Regions from separate parts of the Homo sapiens genome. Here regions 2, 3, 4 and 5 are each linked to region 1. A link is a contact called in ENCODE Hi-C or POLR2A ChIA-PET data. All regions are on one chromosome and are shown on one strand. Each heading gives the region's core, a stretch centred on a gene start or an enhancer-like site at or near the end of the contact. The rest is flanking DNA. Distances are from core to core; before and after follow the strand shown.

The links. Hi-C counts contacts between places; a loop is a spot of excess contacts on that map. ChIA-PET counts read pairs that join two places held with the same protein, here RNA polymerase II (POLR2A). Pooled maps may share reads with other maps.
Region 2: a pooled map shows a loop between it and region 1 (33-fold over the local background). The contact joins the promoter of DPF3 here to the promoter of NPC2 in region 1. A Hi-C loop is called at or near these places in 5 of 50 pooled maps.
Region 3: a loop to region 1 is called in a map of CD8-positive, alpha-beta T cell, with 8 times the contacts of the local background. The contact joins the promoter of IFT43 here to the promoter of NPC2 in region 1. A Hi-C loop is called at or near these places in 2 of 168 maps with a recorded cell type or tissue (CD8-positive, alpha-beta T cell and naive thymus-derived CD4-positive, alpha-beta T cell), 1 of 37 single-sample maps with no recorded cell type and 9 of 50 pooled maps.
Region 4: a map of naive thymus-derived CD4-positive, alpha-beta T cell shows a loop between it and region 1 (6-fold over the local background). The contact joins the promoter of RBM25 here to the promoter of NPC2 in region 1. A Hi-C loop is called at or near these places in 1 of 168 maps with a recorded cell type or tissue (naive thymus-derived CD4-positive, alpha-beta T cell), 2 of 37 single-sample maps with no recorded cell type and 12 of 50 pooled maps. POLR2A ChIA-PET finds 5 or more read pairs at or near these places in 1 of 52 experiments (naive thymus-derived CD4-positive, alpha-beta T cell).
Region 5: a map of CD8-positive, alpha-beta T cell shows a loop between it and region 1 (14-fold over the local background). The contact joins the promoter of NUMB here to the promoter of NPC2 in region 1. A Hi-C loop is called at or near these places in 2 of 168 maps with a recorded cell type or tissue (CD4-positive, alpha-beta T cell and CD8-positive, alpha-beta T cell) and 8 of 50 pooled maps.

The regions. Positions count from the first base shown.
Region 1 is chr14:74,492,021-74,494,608 of GRCh38, reverse strand. It overlaps NPC2 (NPC intracellular cholesterol transporter 2), which reads left to right and starts at 1,304. Exons shown (of 5, transcript NM_006432.5): 1 at 1,304-1,416. The coding sequence starts at 1,335. It overlaps ISCA2 (iron-sulfur cluster assembly 2), which reads right to left and starts at 844. Exons shown (of 4, transcript NM_194279.4): 1 at 764-844; 2 at 457-559; 3 at 219-334. The coding sequence starts at 834. RefSeq lists an enhancer at 762-841 and silencers at 1,042-1,321, 1,492-1,551.
Region 2 is chr14:72,892,813-72,895,400 of GRCh38, reverse strand. It overlaps DPF3 (double PHD fingers 3), which reads left to right and starts at 1,300. Exons shown (of 11, transcript NM_001280542.3): 1 at 1,300-1,344. The coding sequence starts at 1,313. RefSeq lists an enhancer at 1,046-1,340.
Region 3 is chr14:75,984,467-75,987,054 of GRCh38, reverse strand. It overlaps IFT43 (intraflagellar transport 43), which reads right to left and starts at 1,292. Exons shown (of 9, transcript NM_001102564.3): 1 at 1,215-1,292. The coding sequence starts at 1,268. RefSeq lists a silencer at 1,002-1,311 and an enhancer at 1,138-1,639.
Region 4 is chr14:73,057,249-73,059,836 of GRCh38, reverse strand. RBM25 (RNA binding motif protein 25) reads right to left here and starts at 1,303. Exons shown (of 19, transcript NM_021239.3): 1 at 1,132-1,303. It overlaps RBM25-AS1 (RBM25 antisense RNA 1), which reads left to right and starts at 384. Exons shown (of 2, transcript NR_184256.1): 1 at 384-561; 2 at 1,080-2,588. RefSeq lists enhancers at 1,199-1,738, 791-1,990, 1,062-2,026.
Region 5 is chr14:73,457,235-73,459,822 of GRCh38, reverse strand. NUMB (NUMB endocytic adaptor protein) reads left to right here and starts at 1,277. Exons shown (of 13, transcript NM_001005743.2): 1 at 1,277-1,330. RefSeq lists enhancers at 1-414, 415-948 and silencers at 934-1,133, 1,324-1,413, 1,424-1,553.

The DNA.
Region 1 (2,588 bases), core at 55-2,554:
CTACCGACTACCCAATGGACCTGGGCAGATCAATTTTGCTCCTATAACTTAGTTACTTTGATTCAGAACAACAAACCTTTACTGCATCCTCACTGTGAGACGGGCGGTGTTAACCATCCCAGGTAAACCCTTTAAATTTGGAATAAAAGTGCACCTTAAACTGGAGACACTTTTGTCCCTCCTGTACCTCCTTTGGGGGCCCACCCCTTCCTCCTTGCCTGTCGTCGGGGTTGATAACTGTATCCAGTGAAAATTTGTATTGGAATCCGGAGCATCCACCTCCCTCCACTTGCAGCCTGAGGAATTCTGACCCTTCGGTGATTTCCAAAAGCCTCTGAAATGCAGGAAGGGGGATCAAGAATAGCGGGAAACGGGAGTTAAAGGGCTGAGTGAAGAGCAGTTCCCGCTGCTCCCGCCAATCGCCTGGGTACCGCCGCTCCGCGTCCGGCCTCCTACCTGGACGCAACTGTCTGTGAGGCGGATCTGCCCTTCGCCGGCCTCGGGGCTGGAGGACGACGCCTCCCGACGCGCCTGGGGTCCCAGGGAGGCCGTGAGGAGCCTGCGCGCAAGGGAGGAGGGTGAGCCCGGGAGCAGAAGGGGCACCTTGCAACCCTCGACCTGGAGCGCCTCACGCTAAACCTGGCGACCCCCACCTGGACGGCCTCCCACCAAACCCTCGCATCCCCCACAGGCCTTAGTTTCCCATTTGTCCTAGAGGCGCAGAACCAAACACCCTTTCCAGGTGCCTTTCTAGTCTTGGTACCTGCCCCTCGGCCAGGGAGTGACCGCTCTCTGCGTCGCGGCCGTTAGGGACGACCCCCAGGCGGCAGCCATCTTCCTCCACAAGCTCCGCCCCTCGCGTCTCCCCCGTTTCTCACCCGGGGCCTCGGGAGGCGGAGAGAACGAACAGGAGGCCGGGACTTCACGGAGGCCCCGCCCCCCCAACATGCCTATTGGGTAGTGCGGGAGGAGAAGGTGTCTGATTGGCTAGGAATGCTCCAGACGGCAGCGGCGGGGACGCACCCAGGAAGCCGGAGAGGTGCTCTAAAGGGAAGGAACGGGGCGGGGAGGAGTGAGGCGGGGCGGGGCGGAGGTGGGTCCGGGCGGGTCAGGCCTCTGAGGGGATGGCATGGGCGGAGACTGCAGGCTTCTGGGCCTGAGAGGGCTGGAGCTGGCTTTCCGGAGCCGGGGGCGGGGCGCGGGCGGGCCTCAGCTGTGGTTACTGGTGACAGGTCGCCTGACTGGGCTCCTCCCCGGGCCCGCCCCGACAGGTTTGTCTTGTGACCGCGGGCGGCCGCTGCTTCTTTCCCGAGCTTGGAACTTCGTTATCCGCGATGCGTTTCCTGGCAGCTACATTCCTGCTCCTGGCGCTCAGCACCGCTGCCCAGGCCGAACCGGTGCAGTTCAAGGACTGCGGTGAGCCCCAGGCCCGCCCAAGGTTCCCGCGCCCTCTGTGGAAGGCCCCGCCGGACCCCCGCGCTGAGACCCCTGGGGCTGGGCTGGGCGGATCCCTCGGGCGGCCAGGCTGAGCCTTGGACCCTACCTAACTGGAATGGGCTGGGTCGGGGGAGAAGGCGCCGGCCTCCATGAAACCCGACCGCGCACAACTTTGTTTCTTTCCTTAGAACGCGTGTTTTGGGGTTCCTGGGAACTCCAGGAGGTGGGCCTTTTGCTGAAGTTTCCTAAAGTTTGTAGGGCGGACAACAGAAGGGCTGTATCCAGCTCTGGTGGAGGGGTGGAGCACAGAACTTCTTTTTATTTATGCTTTGTATCTTGGAATCCCGCCTCCCCCTTCCAACTCCTTTTGCTTTTCTTTTAATTTCGTTTTTGCTGACAAGTCAAAAGTCAATTCCCCTTTTTCATCATTTATTGTTACAAATAGGACTTCCTTTGGGCTTTGGAATCTTGTGATTCTTAATCAGTTTTTCCTTGTATAAATCTCATTGTGTCTCTAATCACAGCTTGTGATACATAACTCCCTCTCGCCGCTGTGGTTGGAATCTTTGTTGGAAAATACAACAGGTGGTAGAAATTCTGAGTGCCTTCATTGAGTCGAGTCTATAGAATTGTCGGAACAGAAACTCGAGCAATGTTGTTCAGAGGTGGAGATAGAGAGATAGAACTGTCAATGAAAGAGGCATGAAACTGACTTTGTAAGATCTATGAGTGGAAAGGAAGCACGGAGATCGTATAATCAATCATTGAATTCCAGGGATGTTGGGTAGCCTACCTAAAGTCACGCAGCAGAATGGGGAGCCAGAGTAAGTGTAACCGCCCAAGGGGTTCACCTTGCGCATTGCCTAGACAGAGCGGATTTATCAAGATGGGATTTGCAGTGGCGAAAAGAGTAATTCACGCAGAGCCGGCTGTGGGGGAGGCCGGAGTTTTATTGTTACTCAGATCAGTCTCCCCGAGCATTCGGGGATCAGAGTTTTTAAGGATAATTTGGCGGGTATGGGCTTGGAAAGTGGGGAGTGCTGATTGGTCAGGTTGAAGATAAAATCATAGGAGAGTCGAAGTGAGTTCTTCTTGCTGACCTCTGGGTGGTGTCATTTGCTGCATCGGAATGCAGGATCTGCAAAATATCT
Region 2 (2,588 bases), core at 51-2,550, 1.6 Mb after region 1:
AGGGCATAGCTTTGAAGAACTGGCAATTTGGCAACTTCTCTCCCCTTGCCACCCCTCCCCCACTATCTTAGCTATTTGATCTGATTAAACAGCTTTGGAATGGTAGCCAGACTTCTGTATGCTAACGAGGCCCCTACCCTATTCGCGATTTAATGCGATTTCATCCCCCCAGAGCTTCCCGGTGCCCAGTGGAAGCCTGACTTCGCAGAAGTCTCCCAATTTTGTCAGGGGCTCGCCAGTGAAGAGTTCACACTGACTTGAAGCAGACACAGACTCATTGGACGCCTCGGGTCACATCGGATTATTCATTAGCAAATTCTTTCCACCTTCTATCTAAGTAGTGAAAGGTGACGCCAGAATCGCGTGTGCCACTCCTCTAAAGGGACCCTGATAACACCCAGTCCAGGCTCTACAACTTCTGCCTAGTCACTTGCTTCCTAGCAGTAGAAAGTTTCCAAAGGTTGCCTTAAGTCCTCCCTACCCCTAAGCCTAAAGATCAGAGCTCCAGGTCCCACCACCTAGCAGGAATCTGAGCATTTTGGAAGTTTCTGGTGTAGAGGGAAGAACCGAAGGGGTGGTAGCGGGGAACCGCGCAGAGTAACCCCCCTGCACTACGTAAGGAAAGCCCTGGCTGCAGGAGGGAGCGAGCCTGACATTGAGACGTTCCAGGGGGAGGGTGAGTTGCTGTCCTGGAGTCGCCAGGAACAGCAGCGACAGTTCCAAGAAGCGAGAGAGGAAGGTGGCCGAGATAAAGAGAACACTTCGGGAATAAGAATATTAAAAAGCGGCAGGACCCAGAGCATTAGCAAACGGCAGAGCACATGTAGTAATTTGTTAACACGAAACGGCAGCCTTCCAACTTTTGCACTGAAACACGGGGATTTACCCTTTGGGGGATTAAAAATGTTGATACGCAAAGCCAAAGGCTAATGAATAGGATTCAGTGGCTTGCTGGCAATATTTAAATATTTCTGTCCGGGAGCGCAAACTCTTCTGCAGTTATTTAGAAAAGTAGGGAGTTAAACCAAACTATAATACTCTCCCGTGCGTCTCCACTTTCCCCAGCCCGAAAAGGAGCTACCAGCGCTGTACTGCCCCTTTAAGACCTGCTGGCTCTCGGGCTCTACAAAAGGGAGTGACCTCTGGGCTTTGACAGCTCTCCTAATAACTACCACGGCGCAGGCCCCGCCCACCTAGCTACCAGCAGCGCCGATTGGCCGGCGGGCCGGTATCCCGCGCTGTGATTGGCCCGTCGCTTCCCCTGAGCGAACCTTTAGAACTCTGAGACAATATTCTGTTACATTGTAGCAAAATGGCGACTGTCATTCACAACCCCCTGAAAGCGTAAGTAAGACTAAAAAATGTACATATTCCGCGTGGTTTCAATATGAAAAAAAAGGCGCCTTCTGCGTGGCGAGCGCTGCCAGAGCATTGCGCTTGCAGGCGCCTCCAGCCGCGGCGGGGCTTCTCTCTTCTTTCAGCTCTTACTTCTTCATCTTCTTTTTTTCCCCCAACGCGCAGAAATGTCAGGAGATGCAATTAACAAGAAGAAAATTGTTACATTTGTGTTCTGCTAAATTGCAGAGAGAGCCAGATATAGGGGTTGCAGGCGGAGAAGCCCGGCGCTCGAGCGCTCTACAGCAGGAGGGTCGCGGGAGCTCGGGGACGGCGCGGTCCCCGGAGTCCCCCGCCTCGCGGGCAGGGAGCGCGGCTTCGGGGGCTGCTGGGCGGGGGGCGAGCGTCGGGCAGTGGCCGCCTCGGTGTACTTGGCCGAGCCCCGCGCCCCCGAGCCCGCGGCCCCCGCCCCGCCGCTGGGTCCGCTGGGTCCAGCGGACGGACCGCGGAGGCTCCGGAGTTTGCAGGGCGCTCTTCGCCTTCCGATCGCTCGCGGGGAGTTTGTGCAAACCTTCCGGAGTTGGAGCACCGCGGGGGAAGCAGCGGGTCCCGGGCGTGCTGGGGCCCAGGTGGTCGCCCCGGGCTTTCCCCGGCAGCCCCCGGATCTCGGAGGCGCTCCGGGCGATCGAGCGTGTGTCTGCTCGTGTATTTGCGAGCGAGCTGGCTTTAGTGGATTAACGACTCGGGTTAACTTGGGGTGGATTTGGAGGCAGGGAAGCCGCAGGTCTTATGAATGGTGTTCTCGCCACCTCTGGGTGAGGCGCTGAGGCAGGCGGAGAGGCGGTTTTGGGGCTCCTGGCCCGAGGGGGCAGCGTCTGCTCCCGGCCGGGCGAGGGGCAGGTGCCTCTGGCCGCCTCGGGGAGACTTTGAGCGCTTGCCCAGATCCTGGACAGAGTGGGGCGGGCCGGGCGAGGACTCGCGGGGGCCAGCCCCGGGTCCAACAGCCAATTTCTGCCTGCCTGCCTTCCTCCTCCTTTTCATCCTTCCTTCCTTCCTTCCTTCCTTCCTTCCTTCCTTCCTTCCTTCCTTCCTTCCTTCCTTCCTTCCTTCCTTCCTTCCTTCCAGTCAGTGGAACTGTTAAGCCGCCAAGTCCGCTCGCGATCGCGGAGCCAGGGGTGGCCTCGGAAAACTAGTGTCGCTCTGAAAGGGGTGCTATTGGGTGATGTCGGCAGAGGGTGGCTCCCTCCGTATCC
Region 3 (2,588 bases), core at 43-2,542, 1.5 Mb before region 1:
CTGCCTGATTTTTGTGTATGTTAAATGTAGTCTATTTATTGCCCATCTTCTCCCACTACAACATAATCACATGAGGGCAGGAACTTTGCTTTATTCATTGCTGTATCTCCAGCACCTAGGACACTGCCTGATACACAGTAGGGGCTCAATAAATATTTGTTGAATGAATGAATAACTACATTCACATCCCCAGGTACTAAAAAACATTCACGTATCAGCAGGCCTGGTGACCTTCAAAACACTTAGAGATTTCACAGCAGACACTAAAGACTTGCTCTGGGGCCCAATCTTTTAGTAAGTGCGATCCTAACCAGTTTTAAAGATAAAAAGGCCTGATGGGGGTTACAAAGGAGGAAGGTAGACACTGAACTTGGGTCTTGAATCTAGCTCCATTATTTACTAACTATAACGCTGGGTAAACCACAGCCTCATAGGCAGCAGTAGCTAACCTCTTCTGACCTCTTCCGTGATAACATATGCCAAGCACTGAGTTACACGCTTCCCATGTATTGTTGCATTTCCTTTTCACTGTAACACCTCCATTCTAGGCATAAGGAAACCAAGGCTCGGAAAGGTTAAATCGTTTTTTAGGTTTTTTTTTTTTTTTTGAACCCAGGCAACAGCTCTATGCTCCATCTGGCCTCAGTGCCTGAGCACCTAATCACTCCCTCACGTTACAAATCGGTCTTGGTTTCCTTAACTACTGAGGTAACTGAGGTTAACTCCCACCTCCCCACGGGGATTACCGGGAAGAAAGGCCGTCCCTGCCTGCCTCCCTTCCATGCATAAAACAGTGCGGCTTTTGCAGGAACTTCTGCGACGAGGTGTCCCAAAGGAAAAACTCTAGGATGGGAGCGAGTGCGACCCCGGCCGGGGCTCCCCTATCACCCTGTGATCGATCTGTTCTGGGGAAGTTCGCACTCGGGGCTCTAGAAAACGGAGAAAGGCTCGGAAATTTCCCACGGTCCTAGACGCCGGCGGGGACAGGGTGTTTTCTACTTTCTGAGGATTTTAAAGAAAGCAAACCCCAGGCCAGCAGCGGCGGAGCCCACAGTGGCCTGGGGGCGGGGCGGTGAGGCTGCCTCCTTCTGGGCCTCACCCGGCGCGGCGCGAGGCCTGCCGCCCTGAGTCGCCTCAGAGAAGTCGGGGCCGGCGGGGTCGCTCCTCCCCACCCGCCAAATCCTGGCCCCCAAGGCCCCCGAATTGGTCCTCACGGAGGTAGCCAAGCTGTAGCGAAGCTCCTCGTCCAAGTCGAGCAAATCCTCCATCTCCGCGGCCGCCTGACGTCACTTCCTGGAAACCGACTGGCCCAGACGCGTCCCTGCTAACAGCCCCGCCCCTCCACCCCAATTTTTAAAGGGTACGCAGCATGGTTCCTGGATTCTGTGTGCCATCCTCCAAACTACCGAATCTTTCTTAAATCTGCCTTGCTTGACATCTGGAAGCAACCTCCGGTTATTAAAACTCGCCAACGCTGCTCCTGCGAGACGGTAAAATAATTTGGTCGTTAGGAACTGTCTGTATTTGTAGCTCTGTTTAAATATATCAATATATTAAGTGCAAAGCACTACTACTGCTATACTGATGCCTCCCACTTGTACAGCTCTTTGCAAGGTACAGAAGGCCGTCACAGTTATTGGCTTAACGTGAGGGGCATTAACAACCTTGTGTGGGAAGCAAGATAAGTGGTATTGTTTCCATTTGACAGATGAGAAAACAGGGAATCAGGTGTAATAAATGGTTTACCATGAATTATGGAAACTGCAATATACATAATCTCTGCCTTCAAGAAGTTTACAGAGAGGCTGAATCAACACATCAAATAGCTGAGTAGTAATAACTTTCAAAAGTACAAATATTCAATATCTCATTAAATCCCAATAATCCCGCAAAGTGAGTAGCAGTAGTATCTCTAACACAACAATAAAGCACACTGAGGTACAAAGAAGGGGCTTGAGGAAAATCACCTAAGTGCCAAGCAGCAGAGCCAAATGCCCTTCTGACACCAGACATTACTGGAGTATTTATCTCCAGCACATACTACTGGGTGCCAGCCATTCTCCTAGGCTGGCAGAGGGAGATGTACCACAAATTCCCAGCCTAATGGGGCATTTAAGTTGCGTCTTTGTTGACTCTTCATATGAGATCTCCAAGTCAATATCACTGGCCAGGTCCCTGACACTGGTTGGCTGAGATCCATAGGAGATGGGCTGATAGCCCTGAAAGCAAACAACATTCCAGTATTATGTTGAGGGGAAGGCCTGGATGGACACAGGTTAAAAGCAAGGATTCGGAAGTGGGAGTAGCACCCCTGAAACCTCATTGCAAGCATTTCTTAAATATCCAGTAAATCACTCAGTTCAGTCACACATGTTACTGGATAGGACTGTGTGTTAGCATGCCTGTGACAGCAAGAGCACTGGCCTGGATATCAGAAGAGCTGTGTTCTCATCTTAGCTCTCCTGAAAACTACCTGTGTAGTCAGAGCAGAGCCCTTTCCGCTATCAGTTTCCTCCCTTGTAATTACTTTAGAGATTATCTCTAAGATCCTTTGTTAACTTGCTTCTCAGTGAGAATACTTTGTTAGA
Region 4 (2,588 bases), core at 54-2,553, 1.4 Mb after region 1:
AACCAAAGCTTAAAAGAAAAAAGAAAAAGAAAAACCAAGGCTTTAAGTTAAATGAATTAGAATACTATAAGATTCACTTGAATCATGAGTAACTTATGACCAACTTAATCCCTTTCAAGTCCTCTGAATGTTTTTGGAAATAGCCTTTAAAAAAATTAAAAGCTCCAAAGACTATACAAAAATTATTTATACATTACTGCCCACGGCCTAATACACAGAGTACTTCACACTAATACAGCAGTAGGGTGCAACAGAGGTCCAATCTCTTCCCTTCTCTTGGCTCCACTCTGCCCAGTATCAAAATGGCATTTCCATGGCAATACAAATCCATATTACATAACCTCCGAAAAATCTTCATAGTCCTACGTCTATTCCGGAAAACCGTATTTAAAAGCAGGATTGACGACCAAAGAAAAATGAGAAAGTAACATTTTAATGTGGAGCTTAGTAATCGCCTAGAATGAATGGCGATATACAGTTTACTGCACCCTCCAATGCGCAAAAGAGGCAGGATGGCAAAATTCATGACTATCTTAAGCAAGCCAGGAGACTGCTAAAAAGGTAGGTATTAGCTCAATTCCAAGGGGGTGGGGCCCAGTTCACTTGGTGGCGGGCTCTAGATGGCCAAAGAGGAAGGGAAAGATATCCGTTGGTGGCCAGCACCTCGCTAAAAAGGGTGGGTAGAGGCTAACTTCAAGGCAACGGCTGGGGCGAGAGTGTCCCAGGCCCGAAAACCTACTGTGGGGCTCCGGTAAGTAAGGGGGCTCAGGGAAGGGCTCCCCTGGGGCAGATCGATCGTTTTGTATCTAACGTGGAGCCCAGGGGGGGCAGAGACGATTCACTCCGCGGCGGAACGTGGAAGGGAAAGGGAAAGTGGGCGACAATGCAAGACGGAAAGCTCAAGCCGTAGGTCTGGCCTCCACCAGCTACGGCTGGGCCCACAGCTTTTCCAGGCCTTAGAGAAGAGAAGAAACCAAGCCTCGTGCCGACCCCTCCCCCACCCCCGCCTCCGCGCTCCCCCTTACCTCTACCCCACCCTGGCGCTTTCGCAGCCACCCCGGCTTTTCCTCCTCCACCAGCTGAGGCACCCGGTCTCCCGGTTTCCACACGCGTTCAGAGACACAAACTCACCCGCCGCTGAGGAAACGGTACTGCCTTCGCGACCTTCTGGGATCCAGGTTACGAGTGCGCTCCACTGGTTCGAGATTTCTGCCCGTCGCTCGCCAGGGAGACTGAGTGCCCAAGCGCCTACTCGCACAGGCCGCAAATACAGCCGCGCTGCGCGGCGAGCTGATGGAGGTCTTCCTCTTGCCCGGCGTGCACTGCGGCCGGGGGCGGGGAGCGCGGAACCATAGAGAAGAACGTATATAGATCGTCTCCGCTGTTGGCTCTGACTCACCAAGCCGAGACGAATAACCATAGAGAAGCAGCGTCTAGCGGTTACTAGAAAGGCCCGAACTGTAAATTATGACCCACCATGTTTGATTGGAGCCGACTGAATCTTACGACTACGGGACGCCATCTTGAGGTCAAGGTTCCGGCTGGGCACGGCGCGAGGAGTGTTAGAGGCTTTCTCACTTTTCGTAGTTTTTCGGGGGGTGGAACCTTGCTTTGTGATTCCTTGAGGTTCGAGGAACTGATAACTGGGCGCGATCTGCAACCTTAGTGTTAAACCCCAAGTGCTGTTATAACAACTACTCGAGATCAACAAATAATTGGCAAAGGCTGTGGAGGTTTTTTGAAAAGCAAAAGCTTATGCGTAGTTGTAGGGCCAAAGAGGTGGCTAGAAGATGTTTGGAAAAACGTGAAAAGTCCTGTAATACTAGTTAACACAGCTTTCGTTCTGTAATCTAAACGTGCTAAAAGAACTTAGCTTAAGTTAATGGAAATGAATAAAATTAATCATAAATGATTACGTTATTCCAATTGTGGACCTTATAGGCAATATCTAGTTACACGCCTTTCTCAACTGCTTGCCTCTAGGAAGGCATAAAACGGATTCAGTATAAAGTTATTGCCTCCCTGAGTTCCTGGTGCTGTGTTAAGTGCTGGAAGTATGAAGGCAAATGGAAGTGAGATTTGTTCCTGTCCTGCAAGAACTGTGAGCCAGGTGAAATAGATGACAAACCATGACCAGCCTAATATAAAATTGAAACATACTACACACTTCCTGCCTGCCTCCCCTACTTAATTTTACTCTAAAGCACTCATAACCATCTATCATAACATACATTTTTCTTGCTGATTTTATGGTCCGTCACTACCCCCACTAGAATGTGAATGTAAGCAATGCATGGATTGCCTGTTTTGTGCAAGAACAGGTCCTGGTACATAGCAAGCGCTCAATAAATATTTGTTGAGTGACAGAAATGATTACCGGCCGGGCGCGGTGGCTCACGCCTGTAACCCCAGCACTTTGGGAGGCCGAGGCGGGTGGATCACCTGAGGTTAGGAGTTCGAGGCCACCCTGGCCAACATGGCAAAACCCCGTCTCTACTGAAAATACAAAAATAAACTAGGCGTGGTGGCAGGCGCCTGTAATCCCAGCTACTCGGGAGGCTGAGGCAGGAGAATCGCTTGAACCCTGG
Region 5 (2,588 bases), core at 28-2,527, 1.0 Mb after region 1:
TCAATGGCCCTAATTTAGACTGCTAGGAAGAGGTTTAGAAAAAAAAAAGAGAGAGAGAGAGAGAAGCTTTTAAAGTATCTGACACACAGCTAGTAGGGCTATTTAAGAACTGCTGAACAGAAAAACAAAGTGGCAGTGAGAGGTGGGGGAAAGCAGAATTCTCATTTCCAGAGCATCATAAAGGGTATAATGTGGCCCGCTTATTAGAAAGTTGCTGGCCGGGCGCGGTGGCTTACGCCTGTAATACCAGCACTTTGGGAGGCCGAGGCGGGCGGATCACCTGAGGTTGGGAGTTCGAGACTAGCCTGACCAACATGGAGAAACCCCGTCTCATGCCTATAATCCCAGCTACTCGGGAGGCTAAGGCAGAAGAATCGCTTGAACCTGGGAGGCGTAGGTTGCGATGAGCCGAGATAGCACCATTGCACTCCAGCCTGGGCAACAAGAGAGAAACTCCGTCTCACAGAAAAAAAAAAAAAAAAAAAAAGTTGCTAATGGCTGTCTGGTCAATTGGCAGGGGTCAGCCAGGAGTGGATCTGGAAGCTGGAGAACTCTCAATACGCCACTTCAGTTTATTGACGACATTTATAATTGCAACCGAAGTTGACTGATTTCTGCTAAATGAAAGTTTGCGCTTTGCCCTTTAGCATTGAGGCTCCTGGAAAGAACTTCAATGAAATTGGATGCATTGAGACCAAAGAAAAGAAGGGGACATTTTTATCTCTCTGATACCTTTCTCCCCAGGGCTTGGAAACACTTCTTAAACACAACCTCTAATGTTGGTGTTTTGTAAGTACTACCCCTATGAATAAAGCTAGCAGAGATAAGCTTCTCCTTGCAGGAAGTGAGCTGGAGAAGTGGAAAAGTTTACAGAGAAAACTCTACAACAAAGACTTAACCCTTCCCGGGTAACCACGAATGTGAGCGTCTGCCCCTCCTTTGCTTTCTACTGCGCAACCAAACTGTGCACAAGCGTGAATCAACCTTAACCGTCACGTCTCTTGCCAGTTAGCTTAACAGACACTTTTAGCAGCCTATCATAACTTCGAATTGCCCAACCCTCAACCAATTACAACTAAAGCTTGGGCTAGGACGCTCCAGGTCCGGGCGGGGGCGAATACCGGGTTTAGGAAAAGGGGCGGTAAAGAGCGATGACGGGCGGGTATACTAAACCAATCAGAGAGGAGAGCTGCCGCCCCACTATCCAATGGATAGGTTAGAAGTATGAAAGAGGGTGGGCCTGTTGTCATGGGGGAGGTGGTGGCGCTTGGTGGCCACTGGCGGCCGAGGTAGAGGCAGTGGCGCTTGAGTTGGTCGGGGGCAGCGGCAGGTGAGTGCCGGTAACGCGGGTCAGAGATCTGGGGGCCGTCGCGGGGCGGAATCTCCAGCTCAGCACTCCGGAGGCGGAGGCCGGAGGAAGGGGGCCTGGACTTCGGGTCGGGGCCCGGGCCGGGGCCGGGGCCAGGGCGGAGGCGGCGGGGGCGGCGGCGAGTTCGCGCTGACTGGGCTAGGGGGAGAGGGGCTGGGCTTCTGGCTGCGGAGTTCTCCCGAGGAAGGTAGGCTACGGCCGGACCCGCGCGGGTCAGGCCAGGAGGTCCCTTGGGACGTCCAGCTGCTCCGGTCTAGCGCGCTGACCGGCGGCCACTGTGTGAGGAGTAGGTATCTGAGGAAACGGAAGCGGCCAGGGTCCCAGAGAGGGGGTGACCTGTAACGACCTGCTTCAAGGGCGGGGTGTCTTGGGAATACCCAGGACGGCTTGGGTGCCAGGGAGAAAAGGAATCCGGGAAGCCCGGCAGCGGCCGGTGAGGAGAGAGCGGGGTGGGGGGCAGGGGAACTGGGAGTGGCCCCGGTCCGAGGGAGGTAGGAAGGCCGAGGGTGGCCAGGGTCCCGGGTGACAGGGAGCAGACTTGCTCCAAGTAGGGGCGTCTGAGGAAACGCTCGGAGGGGGTTGGGGACCCTCCTGAGAAAAGCGGCTGTCCAAGGGAGGGGGCTCCTGGAGAGATGAGGAGCAGCAGGTCTTCGGAGGGTCGGACGAGTAGAGATCTTGCACCGCCTGGGGGAAGAACCGGAGCTCCCTGCGCCCCCATAGCTGAGCTGGGATGGGAGACCCAACTGGCCTGGCCGCTCCGGCTCTGAGGATCCCTAAGGGACCAGGAAAGAAGTCCTCGAGGAGTGGCTCGCGTTTGAGACCGGGGTGAGGAGCCAGCAGGGGAGTGGAAGTTCCCTCGGTCGGAGAGGAGTCATGCAAAATGGGACGGAGATGGGCGGAGGTGGGAGAGAATCCCTATAGGAGGGGATAAGGTAGAGAAAGAAAGTTGCCCGAGGAGAGAGTAATGGTTTCGTGGAACTGGCTAGGACAGTAGATATATGAGAAATTAACAGTGGAGCCATGTAGGTTCACAGGTCTTCACAAATAGAAGAAACTTCAGTTTCGTAATTAATATCAAGATGACATCTAGGACCAAAGCAAAGCTCCTAAAAGCAAGGTTAAGTGACTTGTTTTAGAAAAGAAATTTGTTTTAGGATGATGGCAGTAATATTAGGAAATAGGTTCATTGACAGGGTGGGGAATTTGGGAGGGAAAAGGG